Regions from separate parts of the Mus musculus genome. Here all the other regions are linked to region 2. A link is a loop called in an ENCODE intact Hi-C map of the cell type or tissue named here. Cell type or tissue: heart. All regions are shown on one strand.

Region 1 (4,000 bases), 360 kb before region 2:
AGTGGCTAATGGTTAATTCATAAACCACTTCACCAATATCCTAATCTATTTATGAACTCTACAGAGGTGACTATGGCCAAAAATCATCAGAGCACTGTGTGCTATGTGCTAAACTCTACTTGCTTACTGATGCTTATTCCCATGGGTTTTTTGCCAGTCCATGAACACTTCCAGCCTGGCTTCACTTTCTTTGTTCTTTACCCACACAGCCTAATTGCTTTCTTCCTTATCATTGTCCAGGCAGTCAAGTCTTGCCTTCTCAGGATGGCGTTCTTGTGGCACCCACCTAAATTTATTCCATTTTTCATTCTAACACACACTTCTGCCTCATGATTTTTTTTTCCAGATAATCAGTATTAGGTTAAACTCTTCATTTGCTTGTCCTAGCAATTGCTTCCCCTTCTGCTAATCCTAGTAAGGTGGGTATTTTTATCTGTTAGTTTCCTTCAATAACATCACACACACAAACATCAACACAGAAAGGTTGAGAAATGGACTGAGTGAGTGAGTGCTGTATGTGGAGCTCATGACCTTATTGAGGTCAGCCCAATGGAGATAGGGAAGCTTTCTAGTTCTCTGTAGCTTTGTGGAGCTTCTCAGAAATTCAGAATTGTAGGCCTCACCAACATCTGCTCTCAGGAGATGTACTTTAACAGGAGGTCCCTTTCTGCATATTAGAGCAGAGAGCATGGAGTTTAGCATAGCCTGCACCTGGCCTGTTTCCCTTACTTATATTACATGCTTGTCCCCAAAGGCATTTGAATTTCAACCCTGGCATAGAGAGTAATATGATCATTTTTACGTGTGAGAGAGTTGACACAGTAATAATTGATTTTGTTTATAATAAAGCAATCGGAGAAACTCTGTTATTGTATTCAAGTTGCATCCTAACTGTAATACTCATGTTTTTGCCCTTTCCCATTTTAGTGAAAAGTGGGATGTATGCCACCACATCTCTCAGCAATGTGCTTTAACCTAAAGTATACTCACATTTTAGTGAACCACTTTATAGCAATTTTCCTATGTTTATCTAGTACACATGGTCTTGTTTGCAGCTAGTACATATTTTGGCACATGTACTATTTAAAATATATCCTTCACCATCAAAAATAACAATTGCAAAGGAATTGTTGTAGTGAATCTTATAAATTCTTTTTGGTAGACATGTCATTGATCCCCAGAGAGGAGTTAGGCCCCAAGACTTACAGTGGTCAAGTCAGCTATACAAATTGTTTGCTAGAAATTCTTGGGAAACTTAAAATAAGAAAGCCATTTTATGTTCATTTTTATATATGGATCCAGGTCCATGAAAAGTAGAAAATGGACCATTTGAAGCTGTGTATCCCCTCTCTCCCTACACATTCTCAGATGCAAAAATAAGAAACTCTTCAGGTACTTCAGAGCACCATATTAATGTTTGCCTCAGTTGTCTTTTTAGAAAAGCTTTCTAACTTTAGAAACCCAAGAGAGTGTATATACAGGTATTTTGTAAACCAGCCCAAGTTGGTCAGAGAGTTCCCTAAAAGACAATTAAAATTATTTCATAGTAAGAGCCGTACTTGATATAAATCTTTCAGAATGAGTAGTCTTTCAGAATCATAATGTTTGCCATGGCCACTGACAAGTATGATAGATAAGCTCATGAATCATGCTCCTTTTTTCACACAGGCAATTTTTAGGAAATGCCGGTACTTTGCCCACGTTCTAGTGGGTTTTTCCAGGACCACAGTGTACCTGTTCCAGTGTCTCTTTAGTTGTATGGTAATTCACTATGGACTGAGTGGAAATGCAGTGACTCAGAGTCAAGATGGCTTGACAGATTGGACAGTCATCACCAAGCAATTAAATAGTGATTAGAATTTATTGTAGGTGAAAAACATCTGAGGAGTTTATGTGTTTGTATACAAGAGGAAGTGATAGAGATACACACAGGTGGAGGAAGAACAAAAGATGGTTGCCAAAATTAAACAAAATGAGTATTTTTTCAAATATCAGATTTATTCTGTCTTAAACTTTAATAAAATGCTTTACAGTTCATAGGCTAGTTTCTTAAATTAGAGTAAAAGTATTAGGGAATCTCTGCTTTCTTGTTTCCCTGGTTAAAAAAAAAAAAAAAGCACAGCAAAGCCATTTATCTTGCATAATTATCCTCATAAACTTTAAAGTATGCTTCTCTCCAAAACATTATTGGCGTTGATCTGGTATACAGTCATCACACAAGTAATTACAGCTCTTAGCTGGAACACAGTCCTCAGTATTTACTAGCCCCTGTTATGAAGCCATAAATCATTTAATAAAACAGTGAGTGGACACATTGCTTGTCCTTTGTTTACTTTAGGCGTGCTCTGTGGGTCTTCCGCATGAAAGCTCAAGCCGTCTGGGGCTGGGCTTGTGGACTGTGCTTATCATTGACAGAAAGCAGTGTGTGTGCATCCTGCAGACCCATTTCCTTATTTAAAGTGGGCATCCTTCCTCCACTGAGATATGCTTCCTTTTTCATTACAGTGCTGGAGACGAAGCCTTTGTAAGCTCTTAAAGGCACATCCCTTCCAAATGACCTTTTGTCCTGAGTGGCTAAGATGTATTGTTTAGTCCACTCAGAATTGCATGGGGTATCCTAGGAATTTTTGTTTTGGTTAATTAAATTTGGAAATGTGTCATTTTTTTCCCATTATAAAGCATAAATGAAAGTACAGTGAAATTGATTTTGGTGTTCTGGTAGTTGAGATAATCATAGGGGTAAATGATTTGGGATATAAAACTATGTTTACCTTTTCTCCACTCAGAAACCTGAAACATGTTTAACTTCAATTAAGTGATCTTTTCCTCTTGAAGGGTGTCCTGTATCCACATCAGGATGCTAAGCAAGCTATTCTTCAGTAATTGTTCTAAACAGACAGACTATTGGCCTGGATGCAAGCAGGCCAATAAAAAAGTTTCTAAAATTAAAAATCAAGACCAAAATGTATTGAACTACTTAAGATGGTTTCTTATAAGTTAGACTTTTTTGATTAGACCATTTATAATAACTGCCTTTAAGCATGCTCTTTTCTAGAAATTTGTATTTCTGTAGTGATTTGAAGCTTTTTATAACCTGTGAACAGAGAATCACAGATATTAGGCTTTTGGTGGGATACACATGTAGAAAAGGATCCTAGTGATAGTTTTATGTGCCCTTTGTGAGAGAAAGCCATGTGATTGCTGCAACAGAATTTTAATTTTCTACACGTCTCTATTTCTCAATTTCTGAACTTTGTACTTTTCATTTTAAGTCTGTCTTTAATGAGAAAACTTTATTTGTAAATATATGAAGCATAGTCAGTAGCCTCATACACTATTTTCCAGTGCCTGCCATGCACTCTCCTTTCTTTCCTGTCCCCTTACTTTTGTTTCTAGAGAATCCTCACTTTTTAATTTCTGTGTTCAGAGACCAGTATATTTTGTTATTGTCCATCCTTAGTCAAATATAAATTGCCTACTGTGATGTTAAGAATTCCTCTTTCTCAGTTTTCCCAGGATTTATATATTCTTATAAGTGCTTTTTATTCCATTTCGTTGTATCTTAAACAGTGAAAATAGTTTTTTCCAGTCCCTTTCAAGGCTACCAAGGAAATAGTAAATGAAAAGGAAAAGTAATTAGACCCTGGACTTCAGAGCTTTTTGGCTGGTGAAGGCTTTCTCCATATTTGGCTTGCTCCTCCTCTCCGCCTGTGTCCTTCCATTAAGAGTCCGCAGCCAAGCTGCCCAGGCGATTGCTGGTGATTCGATTTGTTCTTGCTGTGCACCTTGCTGCTCTCCACTGATGGGAAGACCTCACCCTTCAAAGTACTGATGTAGCACACCTTCCTCAGGAATCCATTTTAAACCGGCTTCTAGTTTCAATGTTATAATCTGTTCTACCTCTTAATTTACCATTGTAGTTTTACTTATGTTTTTAATATGTACTCTAGAAAACTAGGGAATTTTTAGATATGTTTTCTTTGATTTTAGTATTATTCTT
Region 2 (4,000 bases):
CCCCAAGATTAAATATCTATTTCCAACCCACAGTATATTTGTATTTTTAAAAATTTAATCCTTCTGTGTAATGCATAAAGAATTGTAACTGTGAGTGAGTTATATACATACATTTTAAAACTAGTTTACTTCTCCTCTAAGAAAGGAATGAAATTAATAGAAAAAAAACTATTTGGCATCTGGCTCACAGGTACGTATAATACTCATTGCAATCTATGTGGGACACATAGGCTGATCTCCATCTGTTAGTATCTCCGGGTACATTTGCTTCTCTGCGTACAGGCACCACTGTGGTAACACTGGTGCTGATTCATGGACTTAAAAATCGCCAAATCATGTTCTGTAGTTACTGAAGAAAAGTATTTGTTCATGTGCCAACTCAGATCTACTTAGGAAATTATCCTTTTAATAGCCACAAAGCAAGTTGACTAGATAGTATGTTTTGCAGAAAACGCTGTAGGGGGAAAAAAAATCTACTTAACAATTTTAAAAACTGAGTTTAGCGAAATTTGACATCACCTAGAAGTTTTCTCCACATTTAAAAAATCTGACAGAGACTAGGGAACTCCTACAATTTCCGCTCTGAAATCTTTTCTATTAAAGCTGTATTAAAGTATTCAGACATATAGGTCTTATTCAAACTGAATGGCAATTTATTAATAAACAAACAATGGATATGATCAACAAAAAGAAAAGGATGATAGAAGGAGATTAATACAGTTTCCCTTTTTATAATGAGAGAAAAGGCACATTTTAAAAGTTTCAGGCAATTTAACTTGAAAAGCTTTTGGAACACTTTCTGGTGTTTGGTCCGTAACATCCAACTACAAATTAAAAATAAATTACTATGTTGCAATTTACATTTAAAAACAAGTCCATGAATAAAAAGAAAGCGATTTTCATAAACAGGTACTTTCCCGTTCTTTCGACATAGGATAAAATATCTTACAGGTGAGAGGCAAGGCAGAGGCAGAGGGGCAAGACGAATGAGCAGGAAAGCGAGTCTCTGAACGCAAGAAACTTACGTGGTATCTGGAGTAAACTGTCCTTTAATAAACCATGATTTTGTTGTCTGTACAAAATAGTTTACGGTTTTGCTTACTTAGATAAGGCAAAAATGGAGGAGGTTCTGCATTAATCTTTTAGGAAAATAGGTTTTCTTTGAGCTGATGCTGGTGAGCTGAATTTCAGGAGAGATTCTGTTCGCTGGTGTGAGGAATCTTCTCAAGTTTTAAAATTTGTATGTTTTTAGTTTCGATTTTGCATTGCTGGATTCTTTTACTGTTCCTGCTCTGGGGTTCCATTCCATTTGGCTCTAAGAGTGCCGGGAATAGGGTCAGAATTTGCTACAGTCATAGACGAAAGCCCCCGACGTGCGGTACAGAGACTGACTGGCAGGGAAAGCCATCTGACAGCTACTATTCCCATTCACCGGGGAGTTGTTCAAGCCGATCCGCTGAGACTCGAACATTTCCCGCACCGAGTGGAAGTTCTGCTGCTGGCCAGGGTAGCCTGCGGCCGCCGCAGCCGCCGCCGCGCTCGCCAAGTGGCCCAGGTCTCCACCTGCCTGGTTCAGGTACCACGAGGTGAGTCGGCCCTGGTGGGATGCAGGGTGGTGGCTGGCCTCCTGGCCGCCCCCGCCATGACTCAGGGACGAAGAGCTGCTGCTGGTCGCTGGAGGCAGCGAGTAGTCGGGCAGGGGGTCGTCCACCGCCGCGCTGCCCGCGCCTCCCGCCGGACCCTGCAAGTGGCCGCCACGCTCGCCCGCCGCGTACAGGCTCATAGCCTGCAGGTTGCAGTGGTAAGTGGCGGCGCCCCCCGTACCCGCAGCGCTGCTGCTGCCGCCGCCTCCGCCGCCGCCGCCACCCCCGCCGCCCGAACTGCCCGCACTGGAGCTCTGGCTGCAGGGGGAGCTGTAGAGGGAGCTCTGGCCCGGAGAGTAGGCACCCAGCGCCAGCGGGGGCGCGATGCCCGCGCGCGAGGACGCAGCCGCCGAGGCCAGGAGGCCGGAACCGAGCTCAGCGGCCGAACCCTGCGGCGACCCCCGCAGCGACGTCATGATGTTGTCCACGCTGAAGCCCTGGCTGTGATGCGGCGGCGGCGCAGGCTGTGGCGGCGGCGCGGGTTCTGCAGCGTCCAGGCTGAGCGGCCGCGCCGACGGCAGGCTGCCCGGGGGGCTGCTCCCGCTCGACAAGCTGCTGCTGCTGCTGTCGGGGCTCTCGATTTTGGGCACTGTGGCGGCGCTGCCGCTGCCTAGGGCGGCAGCCGGGGACAGGGGCTGGGGAGGCGAGGGACACGTACCGTTCTCCGTCTTGATGTCCTGGATGCGCACGGGCGGCGGCTGTGGCCCGGGAGCGGAGCCCTCGGCCTGCTCCGGGGGCGCGGGCGCGGGCTGGCGGCCGGCCTGCGGCGGTGGCGGTTCTTGGAGGTGCAGCCGGCCCTTCTCCTCCTTGTCCTTCACTGCGTCCTTCTTCTTGAAGCGCCGCCGCCGCCGCAGGAAGCTGCCGTTCTCGAACATGTTGTAGGAGTCCGGGTCGAGCGTCCAGTAGCTGCCCTTGCCTGGCTTCTTGTCGTCGCGGGGCACCTTGACGAAGCACTCGTTGAGCGAGAGGTTGTGCCGTATGCTGTTCTGCCAGCCCTGCTTATTGTCCCGATAGAAGGGGAAGCGGTCCATGATGAACTGGTAGATGCCATTCAGAGTGATCTTCTTGTCCGGGGCATTCTGGATGGCCATGGTGATAAGAGCGATGTAGCTGTAGGGCGGCTTCACCATGTCCTTGGGCTGCGGCTGCGGCGTATAAGGCCCGTAGGCGCGCGCCATGCTGCCCGGGTACTGCTCGGCGTGAGCAGGGTGCGAGTACACGCTCATAGGGGCCGGCATGGCGGTGTAGCCGCCCCCGGCCGCCGCCGCGGCAGCGCGATAGTAGCTCTGCTCGCCGCCGAGGTAGGGCACCACTCCCAGGGAGTTGGGGCTGGACACCGAGTAGCGCGCCTGCATGGCCCCGGCTCGCCGCCGCCAGGCGCAGCCCGCCGCCCCCCACCCTCGCTCGGGCCGGGCCGCGCCGCACCGGCCGCCGAGTCCGAGTCCGGGCCGCGCCGAGCTACCGCGGGCCCCTCCGCGCTGCGTCTGTCCCGGCCGCGGCCGCCTCCTTGCGCCCTGGGCCGCTCGGCCTCTCCCTGCGCTCGCCTGGCGCCTCGCAGCCCACTCAGTTCCCGCGCGGGCGGCGAGGGAGGGTCGCTGCACCCGGAGAGGGCCAGACCAGGACGCTGCAAGCCGCCTCGGAGGAACGTTCGGATCAACTTCCAGGCGCAGTCGGGGCAAAAAAAGAGACAAAAGTTAAAAAAAAATTAAAAAAAAAAAAAAACAAAAACAAATAAAAAAAATAAGGCGCCCTGCTCGCCACTGCCTGCGCCTTCCAGGAGACACTGCTCGGGGCTGCTGGCTAAGGCGGCCAAATAACCAGGGGCGGGGGCAGCGCGCCGGCCGCCTTCCCGGGCCCCCGCGTCACCTTTTCTCAGTCTCTTGCGCCGGCCGCTTAAGGAAGCATTGGGAAAACTTCTGAACTTTTGAGCATCCGTCACCCAGGCGAGGACTTTTTTACGCAGTTACATTTTTTTCCGGGCAGGGGAGCCCCGCCCCACTACGGAGGCGGCAGCCAATGGGAGGCGAGAGACGCCTGTGAATGAGCCAGCGGCCGAGCTCTGCCGGCCCGCTCCTGGCGGCTGGAGGACCGCGGGGCTGACCACACGCGCGCCGGCTGCCCGGGCCCGGCGCCCGCGCCCCTGCCCGCAGCCCGCGCTCGGTCCTCCCACCGCACCCACCCACTCACTCCCAGACTCTGCGGTTCTCCCGGTCTGCGGACTTTCGGAGTCCTCACCGGCCCGGAGACCCTTCCTGCGTCCACTGTTCCCAGGCCTCCACGGAGCCCTCGAGTCACACAGGATCTGCCTCAGTCCTTACTCTACCGTGCTGTCTCCAGCGCCGGGAGTTTCTCCGTCC
Region 3 (4,000 bases), 110 kb before region 2:
ATAATGCAGGGATGAACTATAGAGCCAGCAAGGTACAGAACTTATCACCGAATGGGGTGCCATGGACTCCTACTAACTGTGCCTAACATATGAAAGAAAAGGGTGGGTAAATGACAAAAATTAATTCATAATAAATGTCTAAAAAGAATAATTTTTAAAGTATAAAAATTCTTTGAGATCCCTAAAAGTTATTCAGTTCCCCCCACAATCTATTTATGTCTAAAGTCGCAGTTTTGAATTCATCTTGATATTCTTTAAAAGGAAGCAGGGTGGGGGGTTAAACTTCCTTTCAAACAAATACAGAAAGTTTTGAAAGCCACAATTGCTCTAATAACAAGGTTTAGGGCGGGCCTGCCCCTGCTGTTAATGTGCTTATGCCCTCCTGCTGGGAGAAGACTGGCAAGCCATCCTGAGCATCACAGTATGGCCACATGCTACTAAGCAATTAAGAATTGATTGTTTGTCTTCTTTGCAGGTGGGAAGGAAAGAATGAAAATGAAGTGGGCAGATGTAAAGAGACCGGCAAAGTTCACGTGACTGTGGATCTGAAATACTACCGACCGACTGAAGTGGTAAGGACTCCCTCACCACCCAAAGTGTGGCCACCCTTGGCCAGCTGGCTGGGAAAATTCCCTCCTGGAATGCCTGCTGCCAACCTTCAAAGCTCTCTAATACGCCTCTCTGGCATACTCCACAGGGCACTTCCCAAGTGAGAATACAGAGAATTAAGTTTGAGATACCATTCTCACCACAAAAATCTATTGCTGTATAAAGAAAAACAAGAATAAAATACACCCAGGAAAATACTGATTCCAGAAATGGAGATCATAGCTTGGACAAATCTCATCTCATTGGTCTGGCTTGCAGAATAATCCTTGATACCCATAAGATGTCTGCTTTACCAATCCCTAGACCTGTATGTAGGGATTTTAGAGCCAGAGGCCATTTTTCCCAGCCTCCTGTCTCTTGTTCACTGTGTGTGCATACTCTCCCACATATGCCGACTAGCCTGCTCATATATAGTCACATGAGTCACACCACTCATGAAAGTGCTCCCCTACCCTGTAAGGCTCAGCTCAGACAGCATCCTCTTCATGGATCCTTTTCTAACCAATGTTCTACTGCCACTAACATTTCTCCTGTCTTTGTCATTACCCTGAACACTCTAGGACATTGGCTCTCAGTCTCCCTAAAGCTGTGACTCTTTGGTGCATCTCCTCACATTGTAGTGACCCCAATCCTGGAATTATTTTTGTTGCTACTTCATAACCATAATTTTGCTACTGTGATGAATTGTAATGTAAAAATGTGTGTTTGACTATGGTCCTAGGTGACCCCTATGAAAGGGCCATTTGACCCCAAAAGGGGTCATGACCCACAGTTTGAGAGCCACTGCTGTAAGACCTGTTAGAATCATTTGTTTTTGTGTTTTCCTTCCTTTGCCAGATTCTAACTTCTTTGAGGATAGGAACTTTGGGGAGGAGGAAAAAGACAAAGGAAGAACAAGATGGTTGTTTAATAGTGACTGACTGGTCAATAGACAGAGAACTTTCTAAATACATAAGTTTCAATACTAAGAAATAATTTAGGAGCCAGGGAAGTGGCCCAGTGGGTAAAGGTACTTGCTGCCAACGCTGATGACCTGAATTTTATCCCCCAGGATCCAAAGGGTGGGAAGAGAGGACTAACTTCTAGAAGTCATCCTCTGCCTTCCACAGGCATGTGCCAGACAATATGCATACACATATATGCAACAATTTTTTAAAAAGAGAAGTAGATTGTTAATGTCAGTGGTGTACACTGTTAGTAGGAAACATTTTCCTTTTCTAATTTGATAGCACTGCTTTGACGTGATCCATATTCATGATGACAAAACTAAAGGTGTTTAAAATGGAGTATTAAAGATAATGGCACAAGGTGTCTTCAGAGAGAAAAGGTCAAGGTGTGTCCAGTGAGTGGCTGTGGAATGGCACCTTTAGAACCTGTTTTCTCTGGGAAAAGTCAGTGAAGACAGATTGAAAGTAAAATGTACGCTCATTAGCCATCCTTCGAAATGTGATGTTCTATGCCCCTCCTTGCTACCCTCTCCCCCTCCCCAACCCCCGAAGGCCATACTCAAGTTTGCCTCTAACACAGAGAAAGAATCCACACAAAGGAAGTGAACAGTGGCTTGGGAGAGGTAGGCCATTCAGTCCTGCATTACCCCCCCCTCCACGGGCGTGGCCAGGCTGTGACACAGAGAGTGATTGTTCTTAGCTAATGGTGAGTGGGTGTGCCTATGAGAGGATGTGCCTGTCCCTGGGGGAGGAAGAGACTAGCCATGCTGCTGCTGACACAGCAAGGACCTCCTCTAGACTGCCGGCCCTCTGCACTCACTCCCTTGGCATGGCCAAGGGCTGCAAGGGCCTCATTTCTCTGAAACTCTTTACAAGTCATATACACGGACAAATTTCTGTTCTCACTATTAAAGATGGTTACTTCAAAGTAAAAAACTTTACCATGCCAGCTAAAGCTTGTGTTCTCACAACAGCTTAAGCATGCCTCTGTCTCTGATACCAGAATAATTTTAAGAGCAAGTCATTAAGAATAGCGTGTCTGTCATTCTAATTTAGGCAAGGTGTGGCATTGATAAGGACCAGAACAAAAGAAGGCAGAGAAAAGGAAGAGGACCCTCTAACAAGACTGTTCTTGAATCCCCACCAATTCCTGCCCCACTGCATCCCTCCCATCCCATCCTTTGTTCATTCAAATGCTATCATCATACCTGTTCTGCAACTCTGTTGACACCAGCATTGTGTGAATGTAGAGTGGTGTCTGGTTTCATATGCACGCTTGCTGCCCCCTTTCCCTTGGCTGACTCTCCCCACAGATTCTCATCACTACCAGATTATAGATCCTGCTCTGTGTTTCGTCTTTTCAAGCCTCTAGGCTGCATTTGCTTCGTTCCCCACACTTCACCTTAATATTCAGTTGGGCATGCTTTCCTTGCATAGTGAAACTAAACTTTTAACCCCATTCCTCAAAGCAAGTTCTCTGAAACTTGGATCAACCTGAAGTGACAGGCTTTCTGTGGAGTTGCCTCCAGGGTGACAGTGTTCTTCCAGTTGAAAGGTGACTATATTATAAACAAGCTTTTTCCAAATGGGAGCCCTGTCAGCCGTAGAAGTCATTTCCTCTGAACCTTGAGAAACACTAGGTCCCTCAAAGGCTGGCAGCTAGACCCAGTGGAGACATGAAATGAGCTTACTCTGAGAAGAAAAGGGAGAATAGTGCTTCTTCTGTCCAAACATAGTCCTTTCTTCTCAGAGTTCCATCTATCCATGTCCCAAAGGCTTCTTGTTAGGTTTCTTGGGATTCTTTTCACAAGTTAGCAAACTTGTAAAAGTTTGTTTTCATCAGATTTGATCATCTGTCCTTCAAGATCTCCATCATATACAGGTACTCAAAGGCAAAGCATAACCTAGGGCTGAGGGTATAGTGCAGCCTCACTATAAATTCTTGTCTAGCATTCATAAGGCCCTAGGTTCAATCACTACACTCCCAAATAATTAACTAAAGTTTCAATGTATTCATTCTATTTTTAAAAGCATAAACTATATCTTCTATGGAATTGGTTCTAGAATGATCAAAGAAAAAAATAACATCAAGAAAAAATTTAAAACAAGACGTAATAAGGACATACATACACATCATATATTAGAACAATGATATCTTAGAGCAAGACAAACATAAAATAAGAGTTTTATGTTGTTGTTTTTCTAAATTAGCTGTGGTCTGATCTGACAAGGCATTTTCCTCAGCAAAGGTAGATATTAACCTAAGAGGCCCCTGATGAACCTATAGGACACAGATATATCCACGTGTGCCAATGGTTATTCTCCTCACAGATTGCAATACTACGAAACCTTAAACCTTGCTTTTGTATTAGCATGAAGGGTATAGAAGGTTTTTCTTCTGTATCAAGGACTCCAATTTGTGATTAGAGCTGAATGGCGCCATA

Evidence for each region. Peaks named below come from ENCODE experiments on the same cell type or tissue, not always from the same donor. Only the 100,000 strongest peaks of a DNase experiment are listed, where the experiment ranks them.
Region 1: a loop joins it to region 2, with 2.6 times the contacts of the local background. A loop is called at or near these places in 1 of 42 quality-filtered maps.
Region 3: it touches region 2 in a loop (2.2-fold over the local background); 1 of 42 quality-filtered maps calls a loop at or near these places.

Annotation. Positions count from the first base shown.
Region 1 is chr13:32,167,737-32,171,736 of GRCm38, reverse strand. The region is part of intron 4 of Gmds (GDP-mannose 4, 6-dehydratase); the gene reads left to right. Among named protein-coding and RNA genes, the nearest start is that of Gm52055, 64 kb to the left of the region's middle. In heart, no CTCF peak of the experiment used is centred here; a DNase peak (open chromatin) is centred at 2,426.
Region 2 is chr13:31,806,206-31,810,205 of GRCm38, reverse strand. It overlaps Foxc1 (forkhead box C1), which reads right to left and starts at 3,560. Exons shown (of 1, transcript NM_008592.2): 1 at 1-3,560. The coding sequence starts at 2,998. The coding sequence ends at 1,337. In heart, CTCF peaks have their summits at 1,709, 1,910 and 3,654; DNase peaks (open chromatin) are centred at 1,875, 2,615, 2,725, 3,605 and 1 weaker place; H3K4me3 peaks cover 4,000 bases; H3K27ac peaks cover 3,880 bases; H3K27me3 peaks cover 1,770 bases.
Region 3 is chr13:31,914,192-31,918,191 of GRCm38, reverse strand. Gmds (GDP-mannose 4, 6-dehydratase) reads left to right here. Exons shown (of 11, transcript NM_146041.2): 9 at 476-572. Among named protein-coding and RNA genes, the nearest start is that of Gm52056, 44 kb to the left of the region's middle. In heart, no CTCF peak of the experiment used is centred here; a DNase peak (open chromatin) is centred at 2,271; H3K27ac peaks cover 501 bases.